Linked DNA regions of Homo sapiens: region 1 is linked to region 2. A link is a loop called in an ENCODE intact Hi-C map of the cell type or tissue named here. Cell type or tissue: A673. All regions are shown on one strand.

Region 1 (8,000 bases), 400 kb after region 2:
CTATGTTTGCATCATTAGTTTGCAAAAGGATGTACCAAGAGTTTCTTTTAATAGATGGTGTCCTGCTCCATTCAACATAGGATTCCTTGTGAATACAACTTTTTAGAAGGCTTATATATTGCATAAAGCAAGATACATACCAGCATCTCTCCATAGTTGGTTGTTTTGCCATTGTTTCCATAGGGGGCAGTTCTGGGTTTTGTTTTGCTGTTGTTTTGGGGTTTTTTTGTTTTTTGTGTTTTTTGGCTGTTCAGCATTCAACAACACCCCCCACACCCACCCCACCGCCCATTTCTGCTAGCACCTCCATCTCCTGTTGGGGAAAATTCCCCAGTTTTAAGATCTCGGCAGAAGGTAAGTCCCAGCCCCTGCCACCTTGCACCACCTGCTCTACTAGCGGAAGTCAAGGAGGCCACACTGTTTCTCCACCACACTATGCCAGGCTTGACCAGTCAGATGTTCATTCCTGGGACTTTGAGATTTGGCCAAGTGATGTCAAGTCAGAGGGAATATTTGAAGGGACACATTCACCACGGTGACTGAAGCCTTTTGACACCAACTGTTCCTGATATCCCAACACCAATCCCACCAATAACTTTTCCTAAATCCCTCCCCCTTCCACCTTTTCTCCCTAAATATGGACAGAGTTGGTTTCTGATTCTTGCAAATGAGAATACATCTGGGAAACTGAAAAACACTGTTTCTAGCCCACATATAAAAGGGCCACAGGCCTTCCCAACAGACTCTACACCTAATACATTGCAGGTCCTTCAATAGTAGAGACCACATTTTCTGTTATCTCTTCCCATTCCACCGATGAAACAGACCAACAAAAGAGCTGGGGGACACTAACCAATATGGACTCCAAAGTCCATATTGAAACTTAGCATGAAGTTAACCGAGAAGAGGCCAAATAGAAGCATCTTAAAGTCTTCTAGAGTAGATTGGGTTGTAAATAATACAACAAGTTCATATACTAAAGTACAAGAATATAAATAACTACACTTCATGTCTGCCTCATGAGCAGACATTATGTCTTAGGTATTTAATTTTAAAGTCACGCTGAACATTATGTTTTAATTAACGAACCTTGCTTCACAAGGCAATGAGGAGCATTTCTGCCAATTAGCGTCAGATCTATCTTTCATACATATGTCCTCTAATTCCTCACTTGCACTCCGGAATGGCCCAGGGGAAATTAATGACCTCTCTTTCACTTTATGTATATGGGTTTTTCCACCCACTAGTGGCTCACTTTTTGTCACCTCCCTGCCAAAGGACATCTGGAATATCTACAGCTGCATCTGTGGATGCCATTCCTTGATGTATAATCATGGCAAATCCAATTTCCCTCATAACAAAACCATCAAGAGTGCCCCCGCAACCCCAGGTCCCCAAGCCTTTCCCCTACAACCAGGTTATGCAAGGATGTGTCCAAGTCTGCAAATGGTAGCTGCCTCCATGAGATCAGAACAGGGCGGGGGGCAACACTGCCTCTTAGATGCCAGCGCAGGCTCCAGCATCAGCCTGCCAGGTGAAATTCCTGGTTTTACTAGCTGTAAATTCCAGCATTTACTAGCTGTGCAACCTTAACAAGTCCTTTCACTCCTCTTAGGTTTAGCTTCTTTACATGGAAAATTGGACTATTAATAGTAGCCACCTTACAGGGGTGTTGGGAGGACTAAATGAAACAGCATGTGTTGCACTTAGAAAATAACCCAGCACTTAGGAAATGCTTAATAAGCGTTTGCTATTGCTCTGCCTTCAACTTTGTGAAGTTCAACTTTGTGCCTTCAACTTTGTACACTTTGTGGAGACCTTTCTATCCATCTTTACAACAATCCCATAGACCCAAAGGTTCCTAATGTTTGGGGGACTTTTTGGCTTTGCTTTGTTTGGTTTTGTTTTTTTTGCAGGCCACCCACTTGCCTTGCCAAATGCTCCATGAACCAGGTGCCCAGGATGGTAATGGGCTGCTCTAATTCATTCACATTCTCCCTCACCTGGCTGCCACCTAATCCGGTGCTACAGAGATGTAAGCAACATGTCCTATGACTCCCCTAGGAAAAGAAGGGTAGGGAATAGACAGGCAAGATCAGGGATCTGATCCCTGGGGCAGGCAGCAACACAACACACAGTGACAGGGAAGTGGTGTTAGAGAGGGGGTGAGAGGCAGTGGGTGGTCTAGGCTAGTGGCACCTCCTCTGAGGAGTCCAGCAAAAAGGGGCATGTTCCACCAGATATAAAGGAACATGCGACTCTGTAGTCGGGGGATGAGTAGAGCATAGACTTTCAAGAAATATTTGGCATCAATCAAGCTTAAGCTTCCAGGTCCTAGGAATGTAAAGATGGGGGAAGTGGGAGAGTTGGAATTAGCATTAACTGATGTCCATTTTGCTCGGATTCGAAGAAGGCCACAGTATGAGCCACTCCCATCCCTTTTTTGTTGTTGTTGTTTGCTTGTTTTTGAAATGGAGTTTCGCTCTTGTTGCCCAGGCTGAAGTGCAATGGCGCGATGTCGGCTCACTGCAACCTCCGCCTCCTGGATTCAAGCGATTCTCCTGCCTCAGCCTCCCGAGTGGCTGGGATTACAGGCATGCGCCACCACACCTGGCTAATTTTTTGTATTTTTAAGAAAGGAAGAAAGTGTGTTTCGGAGAAGCCAGGAAACAAAGTCAAGGCACATGGTGGGAAACTGGTAGGTAAGCTCCACCCCACCAAGCTAGTACCTCTGCCCTCTCAGAGTCCAGAAGCTACCAGAGGGCTGAGCAAGAAACCAAAGCTGAATTTCAGGCAAGGAAGGTAATTCAGAAGCCCAGGCCCTTTCTTAGAAGCGGGCACAAGGGGGCTGGGTGCGGTGGCTCAAGCTTGTAATCCCAGCGCTTTGGGAGGCCGAAGCAGACGGATCACTTGAGATTGGGCATTTGAGACCAGCCAGGCCAATATGGTGAAACCCCGTTTGACTCTTCTAAAAAACAAAAATTAGTTAGGTATAATGGCACACATCTGTAATCCCAGCTACTCAGGAGGGTGAGACAGGGGAATCACTTGAACCCGGGAGGCGGAGGTTGCGGAGGTTGCGGTGAGCCAAGATCACACCACTGCACTCCAGCATGGGCAACAGAGCAATACTCTATCTCAAAAAAAAAAAAAAAAAAAAAAAAAAATGGGCACAAGGGGGAAACAGGCCTGCAAAAAGAAGACTCCGAATCTGCTCAGCATTCAGCTTCACAGAGACGGCCCTGGTCCTAGAGTCTGGGCAGGGTTGGTTCTGAAGATGGGGATGAAAGGAGATCATTTTGGGGCTGGAGAGATGGGGATGCAGGAAGTAAAGCCAGGACATCATGTCAACAGGGCCAAGGTGAAAGGTATTGGCTGTGATCATGGAACAAATGAAATCTACTAGATCACCTGAGGTCTTGACAAAGATTCTTTGCTTGGCCAAACTTTAGTCCACTTTTGGAAACTTCTCCTAGGCCCAGCTATGTACTCTCTTGTAAAGTCCACTTTTAGCAAAGAATCCTAAGTCAGTTTAGCAAGAACTCCCACTCCCACCCTTGATATCAGACCATCCTCAAAATCTGATCAGGTTTCTCATCCTCCACCATCCCCCAAATGATAACTGATCCCCCTGGCCTTTCTTCAGAAAGATTCCTTTTAGGTCAGTTTAGCCAGAACCTCCTAGCCCCTGATGTTTCTTCTAAGTAATTTTCCATCCACTGACCCCACCCTGCTCCTTGGCTATAAATTGCTGCTCGCCCATGCTATGATGTATTCAAAGTTGAGCCAAATCTCTCTCCCCAGCTGCAAGACACCATTGCAGGGGTCCCTCTAGCTATCACAATGGTCCTGAATAAACTCTGCCTTACAGTGCTTTGACAAGTATCATTGAAAAAATGTTTCTTTAACAGTTTCAGCAAAGGATTTTGATCTTATCGGTGCTGAGCTCCAAACCACTGAACTAACCAGACTACCTGAGGCTACAGACTACAAAGCACAACACATGAAGAGAGAAGAAAGGATTCTGGGGTCAGAGTGAACATAAACGCCTAGTGGTATCACAGCACAAAGCCTTTGTTTAAATAGGAAATGGCACGATAGAAGGCAGCCCTTAGCCCTCCTCTTGCTATTGCAGAGAATAGAATCCTCATTAGGTTTCCTGTTTAGGACAAAGTCAGAGGAAAGTCACAGAGGGATCCATCGGAAGAGTCCCAGAGGGAAAGGGAAAGGGAAAGGAGGTGAGATCGTTGACACTGAAGACAAAAAGGCTGGGGCGACTTGCTGGCATGGTGAGCCGCCTTACACAGAGGCCAGAGGTAGGCTGTTCTGATGAAATGGATTCGCACATAACTGGGGAAGTCTGAGCCAGATACAGGCTGTGCCAATGGGACAGAGTACTGGGACCCAGCCAGGGGACACCCTAGAGAGGTTCTGTAGATGCCTTACACCTGTTCCATTGCATCATAACCATAACCTCCTCTGTACTGTAGTCACATTTGGGCATGTCAAGTCTCCGTCAAAGCACAGGCTCTGTGAGGGGCACCGTAGGATGTATCTTTCTGTTCCCATCACACCCAGCTGAGGGTCCCATCAGAGCTGGCACTCAGCCCATCTTTATTAAATGAACTCTCCCTACATTCCTGCCTACAGTCATGAGCTGGGTACAATGGCCTCTGAGAGGACACTGAGTGGCAGCCACATGAGCGCCTCCAGGTCAGTAGGAAACCTCGAGAGGGTCCTCCCCGTGTCATCCTTCTCTATAATAATCCATCCGCTTCCTCAGCTGGCTGGCCGTCTCCACTCTCTCCACAGATCCACACTGCCATCTGCTGGCAGAAGGCACAGGAGCATCTCAACGCCGCTGTGCCCGCCTTGCAGGGCGTGCAGCAATTCCCAATGCCTGATGCCCAGAGTAATGCCCTCCTAACCCTTGGCATGTGACAGTGTCAGCCGTAGAAACTTCAGGCTCTGTTCCTTGTGACTTCCCAAGCATCTCCCTGTACTCATCCTCCCTTTCTTCACAAATTGTTCTCTAGTTCAGAAACGTGTCTTCCTCCACCATCCCACCTGGGCATACTGCAGACTCCTTTGACCCTGGGTTAGAGAAAAGAGAGCACAGAAGAGAGCCAGACACCTTCCACTTCGCAGCTCAGCCCTTCTCTAAGGCACTTCACTACAGATCATGATGCCCGAGCAGGCTTGGTTAGATTTTCTATAGTGAGATCTGTGATTTGTTTGTTTCACATTTCAACAACTCAGAAATGAGGATGCATCTTAGAGTCATGAGGTCTCGTGTGAAAACTTTGACACCTTCTGGAGAGATCAAGAAGCACGAGCATTAACGTGTCTCACTTTAAATAGGTGAAGTGCATGATGTGTGAATTATATCTCAATAAGGCTACACTTAGTTTTGTTTAAAGCTGTCTCAGGTTGGGTTGGGGAACATGGATGTATACACAAAGCTAACATTCAAGGATACACTCTACAGGAGCTTTCTCTTTCCATCCTCATAGCCTAATGAGGAGACATCGCCGCTAACCTCACATTACAGAGCAGGAAATGGGGGCTCAGAGAGGCTGTGCTCTTGCCCAGGGACTCACAGCTGGTACACAGTGCCATCTGCTTTAGAACCCATGTTCTAAACCACTATATACTCTTCTTTCACATGTTACTTCTATAAAGGAAAAATAAAAGAAAAATTTCTGTTGTAAGACAACAAACTTTCTTTTTTGATTTAAAAAAAAAAAAGTTATGGTAGGAAGTATCCAAGATGTCCTCCAATAGGTGAATGTATAAACAAACCTTGTGTATCTGTAACAAGAACATTATTCCATGATAAAAAGAAATAAGCTAACAAGCCATGAAAGGACATGGATGAACCTGAAATACATATTGCTAAGTGACAGAAGCCAGCATGAAAAATTCTACATGCTGTTTGATTCCTATTATATGGTATCTGGAAAAAGCAAAACTATAGAGACAGTAAAAAAAAAAAAAAAAAAAAAAAATCACTGGTTGCCAGGACCTTACGGGGAAATAGGAGGTTGAAATCAGGGAAGCCCAGGGGATATTTTTTTCAGGTGGTGAAACTATTCTGTATGATTGTGTAATTGTGGATACATGACACTATGCATTTATCAAAACATACTGAACCTTACAGCACACAGAGTGAACCATAATGTATGCAAATTGAAAAAAAAAAACCATTTAGGAGGTCAAAGGAATCCCAGGATGGAATGCAGTATGTGATAAAATGATCTAACTATATTAAAATGTATGAAACTGTAATACCTTACTGAAAGAAGGGGAGGGGGTGAGAAGGAAGGTGCTGACCTAAGCAACTTTGGAAATAAATGAGTGGAGTCTGTAAAACCGAAGCAAAAATAATTGCATATAAACACTATACTCGGCCGGGTGTGGTGGCTCATGCCTGTAATCCCAGCATTTTGGGAGGCCGAGGCAGGCGGATCACGAGGTCAGCAGAACGAGACCATCCTGGCTAACAGGGTGAAACCCCATCTCTACTAAAAAATACAAAAAATTAGCCAGGCGTGGTGGCTGGCACCTGTAGTACCAGCTACTCGGGAGGCTGAGGCAGGAGAACGGCGTGAACCCGGGAGGCGGAGCTTGCAGTGAGCGGAGATGGCGCCACTGCACTCCAGCCTGGGCGACAGAGCAAGATTCCGTCTAAAAAAAAAAAAAAACCACCGTACTCAAGTTGATAAAGCTGTTCCCCACAGTATACAGGTTAGCAATCTTAACACTGCTACACATGTACACTAGAATTAAGCAATTAAGTGAAATATAAGTGAAATGGATGGCGGATGGTGGGAGCCAAGTTCTCACTGATGAAGTAGGAAGTCACAGAGAAGCAAGGGGAGATGATCATGAATTAGAGTTGGAGACATCAGTGTGAACTCATGTTTAGTTTAATATAGAAACAGATGGTTACATATAGAAACACTGAAAGATAGTTGTGTGTGTATATATATATATACATATACATATGCATACCTCTTTGTCCTTGCTCTCAGCTGAGACGGCCTAGCAGCAAGGACAAGCCAGTAAGAGAACCTATCTAGTGCTCAGATCTTGGTTTTATTTATTTATTTATTTATTTATGAGATGGAGTTTCACTCTTGTCATCCAGGCTGAAGTGCAGTGGCATGATCTTGGTTCACTGCAACCTCCACTTCCTGGGTTCAAGTGATTCTCCAGCCTCAGCCTCCCGAGTAGCTGGGATTACAGGTGCCCACCACCAGGCCCAGCTAATTTTTGTATTTTTAGTAGAGACAAGGTGTAATTTTTGTATTTTTAGTACAGACAGGGTTTTGCCATGTTGGCCAGGCTGGTCTCGAACTCCTGACCCCAGGTGATCTGCCCGCCTCGGCCTCCTAAACTGCTGGGATTACAGTTGTGAGCCACCATGCCCAGCCTGGATCTTGGTTTTAAATACCTTTCTCCGGTAAAAGGCACTAGAGCTTCTTAAAGAAATGATTGATTCTAGAATTGGAGCAGGAAATACACAAGATGAGCCTGGAGCAATTTGTAGTGCCAGAAAGTAAAGAAGTGCTTACAACACACACACACACACACACACACACACACACACACACGATGGGATATATCAAAGGAACACAGGAGACAGCTGAAAGAGCCCTCAGTGGCCAAAGCTGGAACAATTTAAAGAAAGCAGTATTGATTATAATCCAAAGTATAAAATAAATATCTGCAAGCCTATACAAATATGAAAAAATAAAAGAATGTGGAAAAAGAGACAAATCTGTGCAGAAGCATTCTAAATAATTTACATATATTCTGTGCCCTCAAGAAAGTTGAACATAACTTCCACTCCTTAAGTATGGGCTACACGTAGTGACTTTCCAAGAATACAGGATAAGCAGGGGGTTGAAAGAGTCACTTTCCTATGGAGAAATATGACAAACACTGCCTCAGCCAGATGATCAAGGTTAACCTCATCAGTCAAAAGCCATGTTGAT
Region 2 (8,000 bases):
AAGAACAGGCAGACTGCATCTCCTCAGTGGGAGAAGCAGCAGTGCTGGAGTGGTAAAAGGCACAGACTCTCAGACCAGCCATGAATATGAACCTAGCTGAGAGACCCAGAAAAAGTTACTTAACTAACCTCCCTGTACTTGAGTTTCCACAGCTACGAAATGAGGTCAAATAGTAAACTTAGCCCACTAGGTTGTTCAGAAGATCAAACGACATTTTAACTGTAAAGCTCACTGCAAATTGTTGGTTTGAGATCACAGTCATGAGAGAAGTTGGTAGACTGCATGGTGTCCTTATTACAGGCTCTTTTGCTCTGCTCCCTAGAGCTCTCCCCACAGCATACAAAGTGATAGTTTTATTATTGTTATTATTGTTCCTTCTCCAAGATTTCAAATTCATGTGAGGGAAAATTTCTCAGTAGGATCTATTTCTGTTGAAAGTTAGTGTGTGGCCAACTCTAAGGCCATAAAGCTTTCATCCCCTGTTCCATACATTCACCTAGAAATAGGCCTGGGCAAAATCAGTTCTATGGGAGCAAAAGACTCCTTCAGGATCTTGCATGCAAAAAGTCCTAAAAGTTACTGAGACTGCATTTCTGAGTGCGTATCTCTTTATTATAGGGTGTCTGAATGTACCTCTCTGCGCCACTCTGTATCTCCGTGAATATAAGTCTATGTGTGTCAACTTCTGTGCATCTTTCTGTGTATCCTGGACTATTTCTATACATGGGAGTACTTGTGTGTGTGTGTCTTTTTGTGTATAACTGTGTGTCTCTCCATGAAACTATATCTATGTCTCTATGTGCACGTGACTCTGTCTCTATGTTGTGAAGGTGCGTCTGTGTGTATCTGTGCCTATGTGCATTTTTATTCTGTTTTTTTTTTTTTTTTTTTTTTTTTTGAGATGGAGTCTCACTCTGTCACTCAGGCTGGAGTGCAGTGGTGCGATCTCAGCTCACTGCAACCTCTGCCTCCCGGGTTCAAGAGATGCTCCTGCCTCAGCCTCCTGAGTATCTGGGACTACAGGCTCATGCCACCATGCCCAGCTAATTTTTGTATTTTTTTTAGTAGAGACGGAATTTCACCATATTGGCCAGGATGGTCTTGAACTCCTGACCTCGTGATCTGCCCACCTCAACCTCCCAAAGTGCTGGGATTACAGGCATGAGCCACCGCACCTAGCCTCTCTGTGCATTTTTCTAAGAAGTTCTAGGATTGCATTTCAGCACAGAGATGTGCCTAAATATGTGTCTGTGTCTGCTTCTGTGTCAGGAGCCATAGTCTATAACCGTGTGTGTGTATGTCTAATAGGGTTGTATGTGTCTGTTTTCTTCTGTCTGTGTTATATCTATCAGTGAAACTCCCCTTTTGTATCCCATGCCATGTACATGTGTGTTTATGTGACAAAGGACAGAACAGAGCAACTTCAATTTGGCTCATCAGTGATCCTAGGTTACTCCGTGTTGTGGTCAAACCAACTCTTAGAAAACACAGGCCATTAGTTCTCCAACCTGTCTGCTGAGGCTCCAAGGAGCTTTTAAAGAAACCCTGATGCCCAGACTCCACTTGTAGATATTAAAATTGCCATTTCTGGCTTTGCAGTGAAGTCTGGACATGCGAGCTTTGTAAAGCACCCCAGTTGATTCTAATGTGCAGCCATGGCTGAGAAGAACTGTACCAGGGTCTCTACCATTCTCCCTGGAAAGCCAAAAACTACTTTCCTTGCCTTTCACATCAATACTATCAGTGGGGAGGGTGAGGGAGTTTTGAATAATTTGCCCTGTATGAAAAGGACAGAGCCCCCTGCCTACTTTCTTGCTGAGGAGGGAGGCACCCCACCTGACTGGACCCTGTGAATCCACACTCTTCAAATTAACCTGTGAGATGACTGAGGAAAAAATTCTCCTCCGAGCCCAAACCTTCTTTCATATCAGCAGATACTCACTTTCTACATCTATATCTGTCTAATTAAAAAGATGTACTGCTACCTTAATTTCCATATAAACTCATCACATTTATTCCAAGTGTTTGGAAAACCAAAGGAGGATTTATTAGTACAATAAACAAAGTGTTTCATAGAAATTTAAATGCATTTTTTGGCATACTTTACCAATAAAAAGAAAGAAGAGAGGTCCAGAATGGAGCAATACCACTCATATGTGGAAATGGAAATCTAAAGACAGAAATGAGGGAGAATCTAAGAAGACAAAGGAAAAGCAATGAAACCTCAGATGCTTAGACCCTGAAAAGCAGGGCCACCCTAGCCCATAAAATACTTTTGTACATATTAGAGAAAGACACCCCTCCCCAGGATTCAGCCCCCCACTACCTTTAGAGAAGGGTGCCTGGGTTAATGTCCTGTGGAAGCCCCGTTGGAAATGTTTTACCGAGGAACAGTCTGTTCTCCCACCTGCAACTCCTGCTTCTTGAGAAGTATCTGAGAATCTAGGGTCTTCTACCCATGAAGATTCATTCAGGCCAGTAGACAGACTTTTATTTAGGCAAGAAAAAAGGTAGATTCCAACAGTCCTTTGGAAGCACTACTGCACCTGGTAGTCTACCTAAAAATCACCAAGTTCTCACTGAATATTTGTTGAATGAACAAATTTCTTTTTCTGAGTAGGACATTGAGAGGGCTCTCTCAGCCAACTAAAAGAAACACAGAGGCACTGAGTATGCTTTTGGGAGTTGCCAACTTTCTCACCAGAGGAGCCCTCCTGTGTATCAAAGTATCCATGGAAAAGGATCAAGGTAAGGAATGTGCTATGCTCATCTCACTAAGAGAAATGCGAAGAAAATATACTACACATTATGTATCCCAAGCCCACAATTTAAGGAAAGATTCATGAAGAAAATACGAGATTGGATTACCTGGGGAAGTTGAAGACAGGAACGATGGAAGCATCACCAAATTTTAGAGCAGAAATTGACTCTGGAGACTGTCCAGTCCAGCCCTTTCATTTTGTAGTTGAAAAACTGGTGCCCAGAGACACAAAAGTCTGCATCCAGCCCCTCAGCTAACAAGTGATAGATTGGATTTGAGAACCCAGCTTATTTACTCCTCATCTGGTGCTGTTTTCATGCTCTTGTCTCCCTCTAGAAAGACTTGAGCAAAAAAGTTTGGAGGTGGAAAAATAAACATGCTGACCTTATTAACCAGCGTATGGACCATTACAGCTCCAGGGTTTCTGCCACCCCAATTCACCGATATTTTTTAATAGAATGATCAAAATGTCTTTTTTTGGGGGAGGGGGTGGAATTAAGGATGCCTCTCTTTCCTCCCAGCCCCACTATTTTTTTTTCTTTTTTTTTTTTTTTTTGAGACAGAGTTTTGCTCTTGTTGCCCAGGCTGGAGTGCAGTGGTGTAATCTTGGCTCACCACAACCTCCACCTCCCAGGTTCAAGTGATTCTCCTGCCTCAGCCTCCCGAGTAGCTGGGATTACAGGCAAGCACCACCATGGCCCCAGCCCCACTATTTAGCACACAGTATAAATGGTTACAAGCATTATGTAAATGTTATCATCAGCAAGTGGAGTTTGAGACTACCCCATTACTGTTTATCCTCTGACTCAGGGCGACGGGCTCCCAGGGAGGTGGGGGTTGTGCCAGTGCCTGTTTATGCTGATGAAATCAAATCTCTGTGTGACAGTTTATAGGATGTCCCCCAAAACTTCCCAGGAATTATCCAAGAGTTTATGCAATCAGTGTTTTTTACATTAGTCGTTTGAAGTTGTTCAAGCAAACTGCCAAACTGGTCCTATCAAGCTGATCCAACAATCTTTTCTCTGTCCCAGAATCCCGGTTATCTCCGACACACCATACCCCACCCCTGCCTCTACACACAAACACTTGTGGCTGTCTCCCTTGAAAGCAACAGGCTGCCACCCACTGGTGAGAAATTAGCTTTCAGAAACCACAATATTGGCTTTTAAGACCCTGGAGATAACAGAAAGAAAATGTCAGGTTAAAACTTGGTAGTTCTTAAAAGGTGATAATAAGAAAGTGATCATTAGAGAAATGTTGCCAAGATTTAGTTTCCTAGGGTGGGAAAAAGAAAACATATGAGAAAAGAAATGAAAACATTGGGGCAACGCCTAAAGGGGAAAGAATTTTTCCTTGGTGAGTCCACAACTCTGAATTTAGCACTTGCAGTTACAGCAGGTTGCCGCATATCTCCTTTCTCCCAAGAAGAATACAAATCTCAGGATTGAAAGATTTTATTGCACCCATACCTCTTAAATTCCCCATCCCCCAACACAACGCTAACAAGAAGCTCCTCAGTCAGTTGAAACAGGTCTAGTGATTTTGGACTTGTAGTCTGGCTAAGAAGCTCAGCCCATGCTTGCCCATGCCTATATTAAGTTCCTCCCTAGTCAACAGAAAAATCAGTGGAAATCTCGATTAGTAAACAAGATAAGAAAACAATGTTATTCTCACTAGTAATCAGAGGAGTGCAAATTAAAACATCAAGGTACTGTTTTTCACCCAGAAAAGTAGTAGCAATATTTCTCATTGATAATACCCCTTTGTGTTAATACTAATGCAATAAAATTAGCACTTTCATACATTGCTGGCAGCAGTGTAAATTGTTACTACTTTTCAGGAAGGCACAGTGATATATCCACAGTTCACACTCTTTGATCCAGTGAACATATTTCTTGTAATTTTTATTTTTAAAAACACAGTGGGAAAACAATTATATACCCAAGCATGTTCATTGCAGGTTTGTTTTGAAATGACCTACTGTTTTAATAGAATTGCTACATCTATCATTATACACTGACACAATTGAGTAGAATCCAGAAATTGTAAATGATGGTCAGAGATAGGTCACATTATGGAGTTTGCATACAGTATAATATTAATTCAAAAGAGAAGGATGCTATATCAGCCACGGTTTACCCTCTAGGCACTAAGAATCAACTGGCATTAGCTTCATCACATAAATATATATTAAAGCAGTCGCTGGGATCTGGAAAGCCAAAGTGAGTGGCAATCCAGCCTAGAATGTCACAGAGTAGTCCGGGAAAGACAGTGTGGCTGCTGCTGACACAGCATAGACACCTCAATATTCATGACCACCAGCCTCTGCACTGAAGCCTATAGTCACTGACCACTAACTCCAGAACCTGGATGTAGCTGTCCCTAGAACATCAGTGTCTCCTGTGCAGTCCCTTCATCTTCAGGTCACCAGCTTTTAATTCAAGTCTAAGGTGCACCTGTTCATGAGCTTTAGGAGCTGCTGAGACAGTAAGGACCTGGCATTTGTAGTTGCCACAGCGGGAGGAAAATCTCCTGAAAATTTTTACCAAAAAGGATGTAAATGCTAAACAGTCAAAAAATGATATATTTCCACCAGAAACACATAAAACAAAAAAGATTATGATTAGAAGTATGATTATGATTATGACTGCAACCAGCAAAAACTATTTACATTAGGGAAGAATTAAAAGTGACTGGATTTACACACAGAAGTTTGGGTGATTTTTCCTCTTCTCTCATAATGTTCAATCTCTGAATCAAATGTCCTTTTCAAATACATGCATTAGTTTCCTAGGACTGTTGTAACAAATTATCACAAACTTTGTGGCTTAAAATAAGATAAATTTATTCAGTCCCAGTTCTGGAGGCTAGAAATCCAAAATCATGGCCCAGGCCATGCTCCCTCTGAATGCTCTAAGAAGGAGTCCATCCTACATCTTCCTAGCTTCTAGTGGATGCCAGCAATCTTTGGTGTTCCTTGGCTTACAGCTGCACCACCCAACATCTTGATTACATTTGCAAAGACCCTGTTTCCAATGAAGGTCTCATTCACAGGTTTCAGGCAGACATGAATTTTTGGGAGATACTCTCTAATAGTACAATATTTTAGAGCTTTCTTCCTTTTGTTGAGACAAAGATCAAATATGTGTTATAAGGGACTGGCCTATATTTCTTTGGAATCCAAATATGGCTTTTGTTATATCACCTAGCATAAGGTTCAGTACATACTGGCATTTATTAAACACTTGATGAATGACAGAGTAAAGGAAAATACCAGGTATGGGAGGAAAATGTAATAATTAAAAACAGATAAATGAATAAATCATTCTATATGAAGCTAATTTTAAAATCTACAAGAACAGAGACAATTTCTATAACCTCCTCATGATCAATTTTAATATCATCATCATGTATTAAAGAATCTGACAAAATCACACCTGTCTATCCTCCTCATAGATGTTACAAAAAGGCTGCTTCCTAAATAGAACCATAACAAAAATACTACTACTACTAATAAGCCCTGAACATGAGCTGAAAACCCTTTAACTCAAGGTCAGAGTAACACTGAGCAAAGCTATACAATACAGAAAGAATGTCATTGATTTCATTGGTAGATGCTCTTTATGTTTTGAAAAGATAGGTGCATAAATATAGGCACAAAGTAGGTTAGCAAACCAAGTAGTTTAGGAGCGTTGAGTAGGTTGGGAAGATAAGTAACTATGTAGGCAAATATATATATATATATATATACACATACATACATATAGGTTAGATAAGTAGAATAATTAGGTAAGTAGATAAAATTTAACTGTGGACCTATTTGCATTTTCCAGAACTCTCAGACAACAATATCCTGAGAAAAATACAACAACAGAAAGGGCTACAGTGGGACAGATTGAGGAGTGGGGATCTGAGTACAGGTTAAATTATTAGAAGGCAAAAGGGAGGACACCAGTAACTGTATACTAACAGTCCATAAATTGAAAGCAATTAAAATAGCATGCCCCTGAAATGCACCTACCACAGGGTGCATTCCAGTTCTGCATTCTCCAAATCCTTAATTACCCTTCACTGGATGGGAACTTTGATCCCTTATAAATTGCCTTAGCCCCCAGGGAACTGGAGATCCAGCTCTTGGGAGCCCTCTTGTCAGTGGAGCAGCCCCATTGTTTGGGAACAGAGCTCAGCAACAAAGAGAGAAAAGGGCAGACATCAATCAAGTCAAATGACAAGCTCCTCAAAGGGTCTGAGTGACCTCATTTTTGCCTAGTGAAATCCTATTAAGAGGCTTTCAGGAAGCTCACAGTTTAATTCAACAGTAATTACCTTTGTACAGTGAATAACAATCCTAATTTATTAACTGTATATAAATAGTATATGACTTAATTTTTAATAAACACAGCCCGCCTCAGGTGCCAGTGAGGAACATGGGCATATATTCATAGAAGTTCCTGTTCTGCTTGAGCAAAGCAAAAGAGAAAAGTAATTCAAAGCAGGTCAAGATATTACTTTTGCAGTCAATAAAAAGTTATGAGCATGCTCAGATGCCGTTCAAAACATTCCAAGATATGTCCTGGCTTCCTTGAGCCACCCACAGTTCAACAGCAGACAACAGAGAAATACAATAAGATGAAGGCATATATCAGAAATAAAATATGTATCAATAAGAATGTGTTCACCACAAGTTAACTTTGAAAAAGCTTATTAAAAAGGGCTTAAATAATAAAGTTATATTTTGTTTACTTAATAAGGAATTTGAAAAAAGTAACTCAGTGCAACAGCTCAATAACATCTCAAAAATCCAAGTTCTTTGTGTCCATTCGTTCTGCCATCCTCATTCTTACATCTGTGCCTTTATCATCACAAGAGGGCAGCCACCGCTCCAAGCACATTCAAGGCAAAAGACTGCTTCCTAATAAGAAATATAAATAAAACCATCTATGAGCCTAAGTAAATGTCTCTAGTTTTATGGTCCAGTAAAGGAATTATCCTTTTTGGAGTGCTGAGTAGGTTGGGAAGATAAGTAACTATGTAGGTGAATATATACATACATATAGGTTACATAAGTAGAATAATTAGGTAGATAGATAACATTTAACTGTGGACCTATTTGCATTTTCCAAACCTCTCAGGAATTATCCTTTTCTGAACCATAAGACTAGAGAAATTTGCTTAGGTTCATTGATGGTTTTATTTATAGCAACTATAAGCTATTAGGGAGCTTTTCCAAACTTTTCAG

Evidence for each region. Peaks named below come from ENCODE experiments on the same cell type or tissue, not always from the same donor. Only the 100,000 strongest peaks of a DNase experiment are listed, where the experiment ranks them.
Region 1: a loop joins it to region 2, with 4 times the contacts of the local background. A loop is called at or near these places in 4 of 110 quality-filtered maps.

Annotation. Positions count from the first base shown.
Region 1 is chr10:109,847,790-109,855,789 of GRCh38, forward strand. No RefSeq gene overlaps it. Among named protein-coding and RNA genes, the nearest start is that of XPNPEP1, 72 kb to the right of the region's middle. In A673, CTCF peaks have their summits at 4,850 (motif pointing left) and 5,054; a DNase peak (open chromatin) is centred at 4,822.
Region 2 is chr10:109,444,004-109,452,003 of GRCh38, forward strand. No RefSeq gene overlaps it. Among named protein-coding and RNA genes, the nearest start is that of XPNPEP1, 480 kb to the right of the region's middle. In A673, CTCF peaks have their summits at 3,896 (motif pointing left) and 7,630 (motif pointing right); DNase peaks (open chromatin) are centred at 3,848 and 6,948; H3K27ac peaks cover 2,083 bases.